2 separate regions of the Homo sapiens genome follow, and region 1 is linked to region 2. The links are chromatin contacts, found by Hi-C in ENCODE. All regions are on one chromosome and are shown on one strand. Each heading gives the region's core, a stretch centred on a gene start or an enhancer-like site at or near the end of the contact. The rest is flanking DNA. Distances are from core to core; before and after follow the strand shown. Region 1 has its middle 16 kb from the start of LINC00102. Region 2 has its middle 320 kb from the start of DHRSX.

The links. Hi-C counts contacts between places; a loop is a spot of excess contacts on that map. Pooled maps may share reads with other maps.
Region 1: a map of OCI-LY7 shows a loop between it and region 2 (8-fold over the local background). The contact joins two enhancer-like sites. A Hi-C loop is called at or near these places in 1 of 168 maps with a recorded cell type or tissue (OCI-LY7), 7 of 37 single-sample maps with no recorded cell type and 5 of 50 pooled maps.

What each region holds. Positions count from the first base shown.
Region 1 is chrX:2,627,745-2,634,847 of GRCh38, forward strand. It overlaps the pseudogene CD99P1. Among named protein-coding and RNA genes, the nearest start is that of LINC00102, 16 kb to the left of the region's middle. Within about 2 kb of position 2,412, at least 11 of the 41 ENCODE cell types and tissues checked have a DNase peak (open chromatin) inside an H3K27ac peak, as active enhancers do; they include OCI-LY7, where a contact is called at or near this core.
Region 2 is chrX:2,172,671-2,179,749 of GRCh38, forward strand. No RefSeq gene overlaps it. Among named protein-coding and RNA genes, the nearest start is that of DHRSX, 320 kb to the right of the region's middle. Within about 2 kb of position 2,146, at least 2 of the 41 ENCODE cell types and tissues checked have a DNase peak (open chromatin) inside an H3K27ac peak, as active enhancers do; they include OCI-LY7, where a contact is called at or near this core.

The sequences.
Region 1 (7,103 bases), core at 1,162-3,661, 460 kb after region 2:
TGACCTTATGCAACACATGGGACTTTGCAAATGGGATTACATTAAGGATCTTGACATGGGACGATTATTTAGGATGAGCTGTGTAATTACAGTGGAATCACAGGTTCCTTAGAGAGGCCTGCATCAGAGGATGAAGGAGTTGTTCACATGTGGAAAGAGACAGAAATAAAAGTGGAGAGGACCATTGAAAAAAAAAGTCATTGAAAGACTTTGGCACCCAGGTTGCCATGGCTGCCCCCAGCCCTTCAAATTCTCCTAAAGCCCCAAATGATCTTTCCCTGGAAGATGCACCAGCCCATTGGATAGCTTAGATGCAGCTGTTGGAGGGTGGATCTAGCCTGTGAGGACCCAGTAACCTGGACCCAATACATGACAACAAGGATTGAATGAGTGGTCGTTTACTGCTGAGTAATTGCTGGTTTTCCTGGCTACCTGGGCCCTGGGTCACATGGATGAGAGGGCTGGAAAAAATGATTATCAGCACAGAGTCCCAGAATCTCTGTGACTTCTGGTCACAGATATTTTGAGTGTATGTATAGAAAAAAGCAGTTGTTCCTACACATTCAGTGTCAGAAGTGAAGGATGAGAGGGGAGAGGGGTGTGCATGTCAAAGGAAAAAACAGCTTTTCCCCCCTGTACGTGAGGTCACAGCAAATTTGCAAGATTCAGTGCATGGTGAGAGAAGCAGGCAGCCGCTGACATCCAGGGGCTGGCCTGGCTCCCGCTACCTGGCTTGGGGTTTCCTGTTGGACCTAAGAAATGTCACAGACAGGACATTTTTAAAGTCAATAAGAAATGTCAGACAAGAGCACTGTGATGAAGTCAAGAGACCGTGGGTTGTGCTTTGGCTGGTTCTTGATTTATTTCTGCTCAAGGCAATCAGTATGCCAAGGTGGCATATTTCAGAGTGTCACGTAATGATCTACATTCTTATTCAGGGTGGGGTGTCCTGTACCCCATCAACTGGAAGGTTGTAGCACTTCCTGCTTTCTAGACATGGTAAATGAACTCCCTGGGTCACTGGGAAAGTTGTAGCACTTCCTGCTTCCTGGAGATGGTAAATAAACTTTCTGTGTCACATGGGAGGTTGTAGCACTTCCTGCTGCCCAGAGATGGTCAATGAACTTCCTGAGTCACTGGGAAGGTTGTAGTACTTCCTGCTTCCTGGAGATGGTAAATAAACGTCCTGGGTCACTGAGGAGGTTGTAGCACTTCCTGCTTTCCTAGAGATGGTCAGTGAACATCCTGGGTCACTGGGGAGGTTGTAGCACTTCCTGCTTCCTAGAGATGGTCAATGAACTTCCTGGAGATGTTAAATAAACTTCCTGGGTCACTAGCGAAGTTTGTAGCACTTCCTGTTTCCTGGGGATGGTAAGAGAACTTCCTGGGTCACTGGGGAGGTTGTAGCACTTCCTGCTTCCTAGACATGATAAATGAACTTCCTGGGTCATTGGAAGGTTGCAGCACTTTCTAGTTTAGAGGGACATTATAACACTTCCTGGTTTATCTGGAGATTGTAATGCTTTCTGATTCATAGGGACATTGTAAAACTTTCTGGCTCACATTGTTACATTTCCTGGTTCAAATGGATAATAGTAGCACTTCCTGGTTCACAGGGACATTGTGACACTTCCTGGTTCTTATGGGTAATTGTAGCATTTCCTGGTTCACAGGGACATTGCAACGCTTTTTGGTTCATACACATAATTGTTAGCACTTCCTGATTCCCAGGGACATTGCAACACTTCCTGGTTCATAGGGATAATTGTAGCACTTCCTGTTTCATAGGGACATTGTAATACTTTCTGGTTCATACGAATAACTCTAGTACTTCCTGGTTCATATAGATAATAGTAGCAATTCCTGGTTCACATGGACATTGCAACACTTCCTGTTTCACAGAGACATTGCAACACTTCCTGGTTCATTCTGATAATTGTATAACTTCCTGGTTTGCAGGGACATTGTAACACTTTCTGGTTCATATGGATAATAGCACTTCCTGGTTCATAGGGACATAGTAACATTTCCGGGTTCATACATACGGATAATTGTAGCACTTCCTGGTTCATACGGATAATTGTAGCACTTCCTGGTTTGCAGGGACATTGCAATACTTCCTGGTTCATATGGATAATTGTAGCACTTCTTAGTTTTTAGGATCATTGTGACACTTCCTGGTTCATAGTGACACTGCCACACTTTCTGGTTCATATGGATAATTGTAGAACTTCCTGGTTCATAAAGACATTTGGAACCGTCTGGTTCATAGGGATAATTGTAGCACTTCCTGGTTCATAGGGACATTGCCACACTTCCTGGTTCATCTGGATAATTGTAGCACTTCCTGGTTCATAGGGAAATTGTGACACTTTCTGGTTCATAGTGACATTGCCACACTTCCTGGTCCATGTGGATAATAGTAGCACTTCCTGGTTCGTAGGGACCTTACCACACTTCCTGGTTCATCCAGATAATTGTAGCACTTCCTGGTTCATAGGGATATTGCCACACTTTCTGGTTCATATGGATAATTGTAGCACTTCCTGGTTCATATGGATAATAGTAGCACTTCCTGGTTCACAGGTACATTACAACACTTCCTGGTTCATTCAGATAATTGTAAAACTTCCTAGTTTGCAGGGACATTGTAACACTTTCTGGTTCATATGGATAATTGTAGCACTTCCTGGTTCATAGGGAAATTGTGACACTTTCTGGTTTATAGTGACATTGCCACACTTCCCGGTCCGTGTGGATAATAGCACTTCCTGGTTCGTAGGGACATTGCCACACTTCCTGGTTCATCCAGATAATTGTAGCACTTCCTGGTTCATCGGTAAATTGTGACACTTTCTGGTTCATAGTGATATTGCCACACTTCCTGGTTCATAGTGACATTGCCACACTTCCTGGTCCATGTGGATAATAGTAGCACTTCCTGGTTCATAGGGACATTGCCACACTTCCTGGTTCATCCAGATAATTGTAGCACTTCCTGGTTCATAGGGATAGTGCCACACTTCCTGGTTCATAAGGATAATAGTAGCACTTCCTGGTTCACAGGTACATTACAACACTTCCTGGTTCATTCAGATAATTGTAGAACTTCCTAGTTTGCAGGGACATTGTAACACTTTCTGGTTCATATGGATAATTGTAGCACTTCCTGGTTCATAGGGAAATTGTGACACTTTCTGGTTCATAGTGACATTGCCACACTTCCTGGTCCGTGTGGATAATAGCACTTCCTGGTTCATAGGGACATTGCCACACTTCCTGGTTCATCCAGATAATTGTAGCACTTCCTGGTTCATAGGGATATTGCCACACTTTCTGGGTCATATGGATAATTGTAGCACTTCCTGGTTCATATGGAAAATAGCACTTCCTGGTTCACAGGGACATTACAACACTTCCTGGTTCATTCAGATAATTGTAGAACTTCCTAATTTGCAGGGACATTGTAACACTTTCTGGTTCATGTGGAGAATTGTAGCACTTCCTGGTTCATAGGGAAATTGTGACACTTTCTGGTTCATAGTGACATTGCCACACTTCCCGGTCCATGTGGATAATAGTAGCACTTCCTGGTTCATAGGGACATTGCCACACTTCCTGGTTCATCCAGATAATTGTAGCACTTCCTGGTTCATAGGGATATTGCCACGCTTTCTGGTTCATATCGATAATTGTAGCACTTCCTGGTTCATATGGATAATAGTAGCACTTCCTGGTTCACAGGTACATTACAACACTTCCTGGTTCATTCAGATAATTGTAGAACTTCCTAGTTTGCAGGGACATTGTAACACTTTCTGGTTCATATGGATAATTGTAGCACTTCCTGGTTCATAGGGAAATTTTGACACTTTCTGGTTCATAGTGACATTGCCACACTTCCCGGTCCGTGTGGATAATAGTAGCACTTCCTGGTTCATAGGGACATTGCCACACTTCCTGGTTCATCCAGATAATTGTAGCACTTCCTGGTTCATAGGGATATTGCCACACTTTCTGGTTCATATGGATAATTGTAGCACTTCCTGGTTCACAGGGACATTACACACTTCCTGGTTCATTCAAATAATTGTAGAACTTCCTAGTTTGCAGGGACATTGTAACACTTTCTGGTTCATATGGAGAATTGTAGCACTTCCTGGTTCATAGGGACATTGTAACACTTCCTGGTTCATAGGGACATTGTAACATTTCCAGGTTCATATGGATAATTGTAGCACTTCTTAGTTTTTAGGATCATTGTGACACTTCCTGGTTCATCTGGATTATTGTAGCACTTCCCGGTTTATAGGGAAATTGTGACACTTTCTGGTTCATAGTGACATTGCCACACTTCCTGATTGATATGGATAATAGCACTTCCTGGTTCATAGGGACATTGCCACACTTGCTGGTTCATCCAGATAATTGTAGCACTTCCTGGTTCATATGGATAATAGCACTTCCTGGTTCACAGGGACATTGTAACACTTCCTCTTTCATTCCGATAATTGTAGAACTTCCTAATTTGCAGGGACATTGTAACACTTTCTGGTTCATACGGATAATTGTAGCACTTCCTGGTTCATAGGGACATTGTAACATTTCCAGGTTCATACAGATAATTGTAGCACTTCCTGGTTCATAGGGACATTGTGACACTTCCTGGTTCATATGGATAATTGTAGCACTTCCTGGTTTGCAGGGACATTGCAATACTTCCTGGTTCATAGGGATAATTGTAGCACTTCTTAGTTTGAGGGACATTGTGACACTTCCTGGTTCATAGTGACACTGCAACACTTTTTGGTTCATATGGAAAATTGTAGTATTTCCTGGTTCATAACGACATTTGGAACCGTCTAGTTCATAGGGATAATTGTAGCACTTCCTGGTTCGTAGGGACATTGCCACACTTCCTGGTTCATCTGGATAATTGTAGCACTTCCTGGTTCATAAGGATAGTTGCAACACTCCCTGGGTCATCACCCCCATCCTGCCATCTGCTCCAGCCCTATGCAGCCACTCAGAAATCTACTTCCTATCCCATGGATTTGCCTATCAGGGGCATTTCAAACGGCCTCCCATGTGGTTTTGTGCCTGGCTTCTTTCACTCAGCATAATATTTTCGAGGTCCATCGATTTTGTACCATGCATCAGAATTTCATTCCTTTTGATGGCAGAATGACATTCCATTGTATGGGTAGACCACATTTTGTTTATCCATACACTTGTTGTTGGGCATTGGGTTATTTCCACTGTGTAACTACCATGAATAATGCTTAGCACTTAGCATACGGTTAAGACTTCTATGTACATACTTGTCTGAGTAACTGTCTTCAATTTTTTGGGTAAATACCCAGGAGGGGAATGGCTGGGTCATATGATAACTCTATGTTTAACCATTGAAGGATCCGCCAGGCTGCTTTTCAAAGCAACCGCACCATTGCACCATCCCACAAACAATATAAGAGTGCTCCAGTTTCTGCACATCTGAGCCAACACTTGTCACTGTCCATATTTGTCATTAGAGCCATCCTAGTGTGTATGATGGGCTATCTCATTGTGGTTTTGATTTGCATTTCCCTGATGACCAGATAGGTTGGCTTTCAAGTTTTCATGTTCTTTCTTCTTCTCTGTCAAGTAGATGAGTAATACTTAAATAAATATTTCTTACTCAGCATTTTGATGTATTTATTCATAGCCTTATTAATGCTTGACTTTATTTGTTTATCTCTCAGATATGGGTCTCTAAATGTCAGTTTCAAGAAGGAACTGTGTTTTGTTCAACTCCAAAATCCCCAGATCTATCTAGGACACTGCCTGAAACACAGAAGGGGTTAAAAAAATATGGATGAAATATAATAGCAAATGCATGTCCTATTTTAAAATATCGACAGTTATTCTATTTGCAGAACAATAAATTCAATGTGAAGACTAAGATACTGTTGATTATTTATGTGTGTATGCTCGTATATGTATATATACATACATATGTGTGTATACCTCTACATGTATGTATAGGTATGTATAGGTATACATATGTATATGTACAGACATATGTATAGGTATACATATGTATATGTACAGACATATGTATAGGTATATACACATATACAAGCATATATATATACATATGCAAGCATACCCACATTATGTACATATATGTAATATATATATATATACACACTCACATATACATACACACACACATATATTTACACATATCTTTATAAAACACAGACCTAGGATATTTTCCCTAGAATCAGGTCCAAGGCAGATAGTTGAAAAATGTCTGATTTCTAATTTGTGGTTGAAATAAAACTAAGAACATTTCATTATTTTCATCATGATTTATTTTGCTGACTTGTTGAACATATGCAGGCTTGTTACCTGGGTGGACTGTGTGATGCTGAGGTTTGGGGTATGACCGATCCCATCACCCGGGTAGTGAGCATGGCACCCAATAGGTAGTTCTTCAGTTCTTACCCTATCCCTCCCTCCACCCTCTAGGAGCCCCCAGTGTCTGTTCCTCTCTTTGTGTCCATGAGTACCCAATATGTAGATCCACTTATAAATGAGAATGTGCAATATTTGGTTTTCTGTTTCTGGATTAGTTTGATTACAATAAGAACCTCCAGCTCCATCCACGTTACTGTAAAGGACGTGGTTTTGTTCTTTTCTGTGGCTGTGTAGTATCCCACAGCGTCTATGGACCACATTTTCTTTATCCAGTTCACCCTTGATGGGCATTTAGGTTGATTCCATGTCTTTGCTATGGGGAATAGTACTGTGATCAACATGCTTGTGCAGGAGTCTTTTTGGTAGGATAATTTATTTTCCATTATGTATGTATCCAGGAATGGGATTGCTGAACTAAATGGTAGTTCTCTTTTTAGTTCTTTGAGAAATCTGGGAGATATGTCTTGGAATGAACTTCATATAGCTTTTTACTGCCTCCCTTTTAAAATGCTTCCAGAAGGCTGTCCCTTATTTGGTGCACAGAAACTGGCTAAAAAATAAATGTGACCAGCTGGGAGTGGTGGCTCACGTCTGTAATCTCAGCACTTTGGGAGACTGAGGCAGGTGGATCACCTGAGGTC
Region 2 (7,079 bases), core at 896-3,395:
AATGTTTATAATTACAGAAATGGCACCAGGATTACTGTTTACAAAAAAAAAAAAACAGGTGATACGTGAGGTCTGTCAACCGTGGTTGTGTGTGACCGTGTGCCAATAACTCAGTTATTCCCATTTTCTCATCTGTAAAATGGGTAAAATTAAACTTTCCTCATAAAATGTTCACGGGTATCAAGTAAAATCATATGTGTAAGTATCTAGCAAAATTTAAGGCCAATAACAAGCCATTGATAAATGGCAGCTCTTTTTTAAAAAATTGATCTGAAAACAAATTTTTCTTTTTTTTTTGAGATGGAGTCTCACTCTATCGCCCAGGCTGGAGGGCAGTGGCGCGATCTCAGCTCACTGCAAGCTCTGCCTCCTGGGTTCACGCCATTCTCCTGCCTCAGCCTCCCAAGTAGCTGGGACTGCAGGCACCCGCCACCATGCCCAACTAATCTTTTGTATTTTTAGTAGAGACTGGGTTTCACGGTGTTAGCCAGGATGGTCTCGATCTCCTGACCTCGTGATCCGCCCACCTCAGCCTCCCAAAGTGCTGGGATTACAGGTGTGAGCCATTACGCCCGGCTAATCTTTTGTATTTTTGGTAGAGACTGGGTTTCACCACGTTAGGCAGGATGGTCTCAATCTCCTGACCTTGTCATTCACCCACGTGGGCCTCCCAAAGTGCTGGGATTACAGGCGTGAGCCACCGCGCCCAGCCCTGAAAACATAATTTTGTTTTCAAGTGTTGGGGCTCAGGTTTGTCCATCGTCACAAAAACGTTGTCCATAAAATGTAACAATACCACAACACCGGAAAAATGCTTCCACAAGTGGCTGAGGCAGTAATGAAAGTAATTACACCTGTCACTTCTTTTTCTTGTTGCTGTTATTGTTGTCTAAAGTTTAGCTTGCTTCATTCTTTCCCTTAAACTTTTATCTTAGGTTTGGGGGTACACGTGCAGGTTTGTTGTAGGTCAATTTGTGTCACCGCAGTTTGTTGTACAGATGATTCCATCACCCAGGTATTAAGCCCAGTACCAATAGTTATCTTTTCTGCCCCTCTCCCTCCTCCCACCCTCCACCCTCAAGTAGAGGTGTCTCTTGCTCCCTTCTTTGTGTTCATGAGTTCTCCTCATTTAGCTCCCACTTATTTATTTTTTTATTTTTTTGAGACGGAGTGTCACCCTGTCGCCCAGGCTGGAGTGCAATGGCGTGATCTTGGCTCACTGCAACGTCCGCCTCCCGGGTTCAAATGATTCTTCTGCCTCAGCCTCCCCAGTAGCTGGGATTACAGGTGCCTGCCACCACGCCCGGCTAATTTTTGTATTTTTAGTAGAGATAGGGTTTCACCATGTTGGCCAAGCTGCTCTCAAACTCCTGACCTCGTGATCCACCTGCCTCGGCCTCCCAAAATGCTGGGATTACAGGCCTGAGTGACCGCGCCCGGCCTAGCTCCCACTTATAAGTGACAAAGTGCAGTATTTGATTTTCTGTTACTGCATTAGTTTGCTAAGGGTGATGGCCTCGAGCTCCATCCATATTCCTGTAAAAGACATGATCTCATTCCTTTTTCACAGTTGCATACTATTCCATGCATGCCTGTAATTCCCAAGCATGTAGAAATATTACAACACGATCCAGCGGCATAAAATGTGGTTTGAACCCACCCCCATCCTTTGGTTTTTCTCTTTCCTCCCTTCCCTTAACCTCCTACTTTTAGTTTTTAGCGTGCCTCCTTCTGTTTCTTTTTTATTTTTTTTTTATTGAGACAGAGTCTTGCTCTGTCGCCCAGGCTGCAGTGCAGTGGTGCAATCTCGGCTCACTGCAAGCTCCGCCTCCCGGGTTCACACCATTCTCCTGCCTCAGCCTCTCCGAGTAGCTGGGACCACAGGTGCCCCCAACCGCGCCGGGTTTTTTTTTTTTGTTTTTTTTTTTTTTGTATTTTTAGTAGAGACGGGGTTTCACCGTGGTCTCGATCTCCTGACCTCGTGATCCGCCCGCCTCGGCCTCCCAAAGTGCTGGGATTACAAGCGTGAGCCACCGCGCCCGGCCTGTTTCTTGTATGCTAAGGTTTGCATTACAGCTGGGAAAGTGGAGAAGAGACAATGTTTCTCCTCCAACCGAGTAAACAAAATTACGGGGATTAGAATGTGCCTGCTAAGAGCTCAGTAAACGTCATCTAGTGGTTACTAAGTGACCAAACAGGAAGCTGGGTGTTCATGCAGTCATGCCTGGATTCACTCACACTGCAGCCGCTGGTAGGGACAGACACAGCAGGGTTGGGACAGATTTGGTGGAAGAAATCATAAGCTAAAGAGAAACCCTGGCGTGCAAAACAATCCTTCCTGGCCGGGTGCGGTGGCTCACGCCTGTAATCCCAGCACTTTGGGAGGCCGAGGCGGGCGGATCACAAGGTCAGGAGTTCAAGACCAGCCTGCCCAATATGGTAAAACCCCGTCTCTACTAAAAAAAAAAAAAAAAAAAAAAAATCGCCAGGCGTGGTGGCGGATGCCTGTCGTCCCAGCTACTCGGGAGGCTGAGGCAGGAGAATCGCTTGAACCCGGGAAGCGGAGGTTGTAGTGAGCTGAGATCGGCCCACTGCACTCCAGCCTGGGAGACAGAGCAAGACTCTGTCGGAAAAAAAAAACAAAAACAAAAACAAAAAAACCATTCCTTCCTGGTAGCAGGCCTCATTCATCAGCAGCCCATAAAGGACTCTACTGACTTTTTGTCCTAGGTTAACTACAACCTGTGTCCCAGAAACTGCAGAGAGGCTCCCTTCAGGGTTCCCACGCTCATCCACATACACATACACTCACGCATGCACACGGCTATTCACACTCGTGCATACACATATACATATACATTGCAGGTGTGCACAGGTTTTCACACGCATCTGCACACGCACGCATGCAGCTAAAAGCATATGTGCATTTTACACACGCACACATGCATTCACGCACACATGAGGCATTTGCACACGTGCACGGGTGCACTCTGTGGTCTCTGCCCTTCCTCTCGGCACTGCTTCTCCTTCATGGATCCCTTCCTTTTGTGATTTCAAGAAAGCCTCTTTGGAGAAGGTCTTCCACTCCAACACCAACCTGTCAACCAAAATCCTGCCCCGTGTCGGCAGCACGGCCTTTGTAGATTGCATGCTGGGTCCAAATCACATTCTATGTTGTTTTCAGCAGTGCTCCCCTCGATGTGTGCCACAGCCCTCATCAAGAGGAGTCCAGAGCTGTCGTCATCAGCGCTACGATGCTGATCCTGTCTTTGTCCTCTATTCTCCTCTTTGCATACACAGCCAGCTCATCTACCGAAATGAGAACTCTTGTGTGTCAGGGTCTAAGTGTTTCTCCTCTTTGCAGCCCTGCTTCCACTGAAACCCAGGCATACACATGCATGTACAGATACACTCACACCTGCATGTACACACGTGCGTATACATGCATTGCACACATCGATTCACACATAGGTATGTACACCCATGCACATACACACTGCATATATGTGCAGATTTTCACACATACATGAGGCATCTGCACACGTGCACAGGTGCACTCAGTTTTTCACACTCATGCACACGCAGGCACACATGCATGCACACATATGCACATACATCAATAAATGCATAGCCCACACACATATTTACACATGCACGAAGCATTCTCATACCCATGAATACACGTTCATACATGCACACACAAGCATCCACTCAAGTACACATATTCACACATGCATGTACACACATGCACAGAAACACACATACATGATACACATGCAACCCTTTCACAGTGCATGCACGGTGCACACACACATGCACACATTCACACATGCATGTGTGCATTGAACACGCATTTGCGCATGCACAAGGCATTCACACAATCGTGCATACACATTCACACCTTCATGCACACAAATTCACATATGCATTTGCAGGCATGCAGTGATGTGTGCACACGTGCATTCAGATGCGTGAATTCATGCAAACACACACAAACAACACGCACACATATGGATGCATACACACACATGCATGCATACTGAGACACCCTGAGGCACAGTGAGATGTCTGTAACATAATACAAATTGGGTGGTTACATTTGGCCTCTTGAAATTCAACAAAACCACAATACAATCCAGCATCTTTGGTCCAAAGCAGCTCCTGCCTCCTGACTTCTGCTCCAGTGGTGCGTCTGTTTTCCTAGAGTGTCGTCTGGGGCAACAACGCTTCTTTGAACTTTGCAAAAAGGCTTGGGATGTGTTGACCCAAGTCCAGCTCTGTGATCTCAAATAACTTAGCCAGTCTCTTTTGTTGCTTCTGTCTCACTAAAGAGAATAGGTTCCACTAGAATTTGACCATGGCAACCACAGTCTTTTTTGTTTGTTTGTGTTTGAGACAGAGTCTTGCTCTGTCACCCAGACTGCAATGCAGTGGCAAGATCTCGGCTCACTGCAACCTCCGCCTCCTGGGTTCAAGCGATTCTCCTGTCTCAGCCTCCGGAGTAGCTGGGATTACAGGCACGCACCAACACGCTCAACTAATTTGTGTGTTTTTAGTAGAGACAGGGTTTCACCAACTTGGTCAGGCTGGTCTCGAACTCCTGACCTCACGTGAGCCACCTGCCTCTGCCTCCCAAAGTGCTGGGATGACAGGCGTGAGCCACCGCGCCTGGCTGGCAACCACAATCTTGAGCAGTTGCTCTGATTTTATTCTCATAACTTAGGGGTATTTGTTGTTACCCCAGCACAGAATGGAAAACTGGTGCATGGGGTGGTTTAATAACCTGTGCAGGGTCAGGCAGGTGGAAAATAGCAGGTATGATTCAACCTTGTTTCTCTCTCTAGGTGGTCCTGTCGACCGTCGCTTGACCTGGCTGATTCCGAAGCTGCCTTCTGGCGCAGACATCCTACACTGCTGGATTCCTCCTCCATCTTTTGCTCCTCAGTTATCCGATGTGGAGGGAATCCCTCCCTCTCAAGTCATTGCCACCTTCTGTCCACGTTACCAAATGAGGTCACTGGTCCTCATCTGTGGGTTCCTTCATGCAGCGTTGCACGCCTCCACAAGCACGTTGCCGTTTCGAGAACTCTGGCTAGTGATGTCACATCGTTGATGAGAGGCCACGTGGTCCTTCAGGTGGAAGCTGTGAATGAACATCCTCCCAGCCTGGATGTGGAGAAACAGGAACGCTTTTACACTGTTGGTGGGAGTGTTAACTAGTTCAACCATTGTGGAAGACAGTGTGGCGATTCCTCAAGGACGTTGAACCAGAAAGACCATTTGACCCAGCCATCCCATTACTGGGTATATACCCAAAGGATTATAAATCATGCTGCTATAAAGACACATGCACACGTATGTTTATTGTGGCACTGTTCACAATAGCAAAGACTTTGGAACCAACCCAAATGCCCATCAATGGTAGACTGGATAAAGAAAATGTGGCACATACACAGCATGGAATTCTATGCAGCCATAAAAAAGGATGAGTTCATGTCCTTTGCAGGGACATGGATGAAGGTGGAAACCATCCTTCTCCAGAAACCAACACAGGAAGAGAAAACCAAACACTGCATGTTCTCACTTATAAGTGGGAGTTGAACAATGAGAACACATGGACACAGGGAGGGGAACATCACACACTAGGGCCTGCCGGGGAGGTGGGAGGCTAGGGGAGGGAGAGCATTAGGACAAATACCTAATGTAGATGATGGGTTGATGGGTGCAGCAAACCACCATGGCACGTGCATACCTACGTAACAAACCTGCACGTTCTGCACACGTACCCCAGAACTTAAAGTAGAATTAAAAGAAAAAAAAAAGAAAACAAGAAAAGAAAATCATCCCAACCTGATACGGTATCAGGTTGCGCTGGTCATTTTATCATGTATCTCACTGGGATCTGAACTCATGCCAAGCTGGCTACAAGCCCCTCTGTGTGTAAGACACTCCCTGCAGCTTCAGGGAGGTCAGAAGCTACACACACACACACACACACACACACACACACACACACACACACACATCCTGTATAGCTCCATCATCAAATGCCTGGAGGCTCCAGAAATGCGTGATGCCCCCAGGGTGGTCGAAAGACTCAGCCACGGGGCTCCAATTTCTGTTCCCTCCCCTAAGCAACCAACTTCCCTTTTTTTTTTTTTTGAGATGGAGTCTCTCTCTGTCACCAGGCTGGAGTGCAGCGGCACGATCTCAGCTCACTGCAACCTTCGTCTTCTGGGTTCAAGCGATTCTCCTGCCTCAGCCTCCTGAGTAGCTAGGACTACAGGCACCTGCCACCCCGCCTGGCTAATTTTTGTATTTTTAGTAGAAACAGGGTTTCACCATGTTGGCCAGGATGGTCTCGATCTCCTTGAAGGAAGAGAGAGACCCTCTCATATTGTTTTATATACTCAGCACCTGTTTTAAGAAGAAACAACAAGGAAGTAAAACCAAAGACAGGCAGCCCGGCGCCAGGCCTGAAACCAGGCCTGGGGCTGCCGGCCCTAAACCCAGTAGTTAAAAATCAACTCATAACTTAGAAACCGATGTTATTCATAGATTCCAGACATCGTATAGAAGAACACTGTGAAACTCCCTGCCCGTTCTGTTTCTCTCTGACCACAGGTGCATGCAGCCCCTGTCACGTACCCCTTGCCTGCTCAAATCAATCATGACCCTTTCATGTAAAATCTTTAGTGTTGTGAGCCCTTAAAAGGGACAGAAATTGTGCATTCGGAGAGCTCAGATTTTAAGGCAGTAGCTTGCCAATGCTCCCAGCTGAATAAAGCCCTTCCTTCTGCAACTCGGTGTCTGAGAGGTTTTGTCTGCAGCTCGTCCTGCTACATCCTGACCTTGTGATCCACTCGCCTCGGCCTCCCAAAGTGCTGGGATTACAGGCGTAAGCCACCGCGCCCGGCCCTTCCCTCCTTTTTATCTGGTCTCTCTACTCTCAGCCGCACCCCAACAGTTTGCCTTTCCTTCCTCACTGTTCATGCCTCGTGTTACCCTCAATTCCCAGATGCTTAGATGCCCTGTCCAAACTGGGCAATGTCAGTCCGCTGCTCCAGCACCTCCGCCTC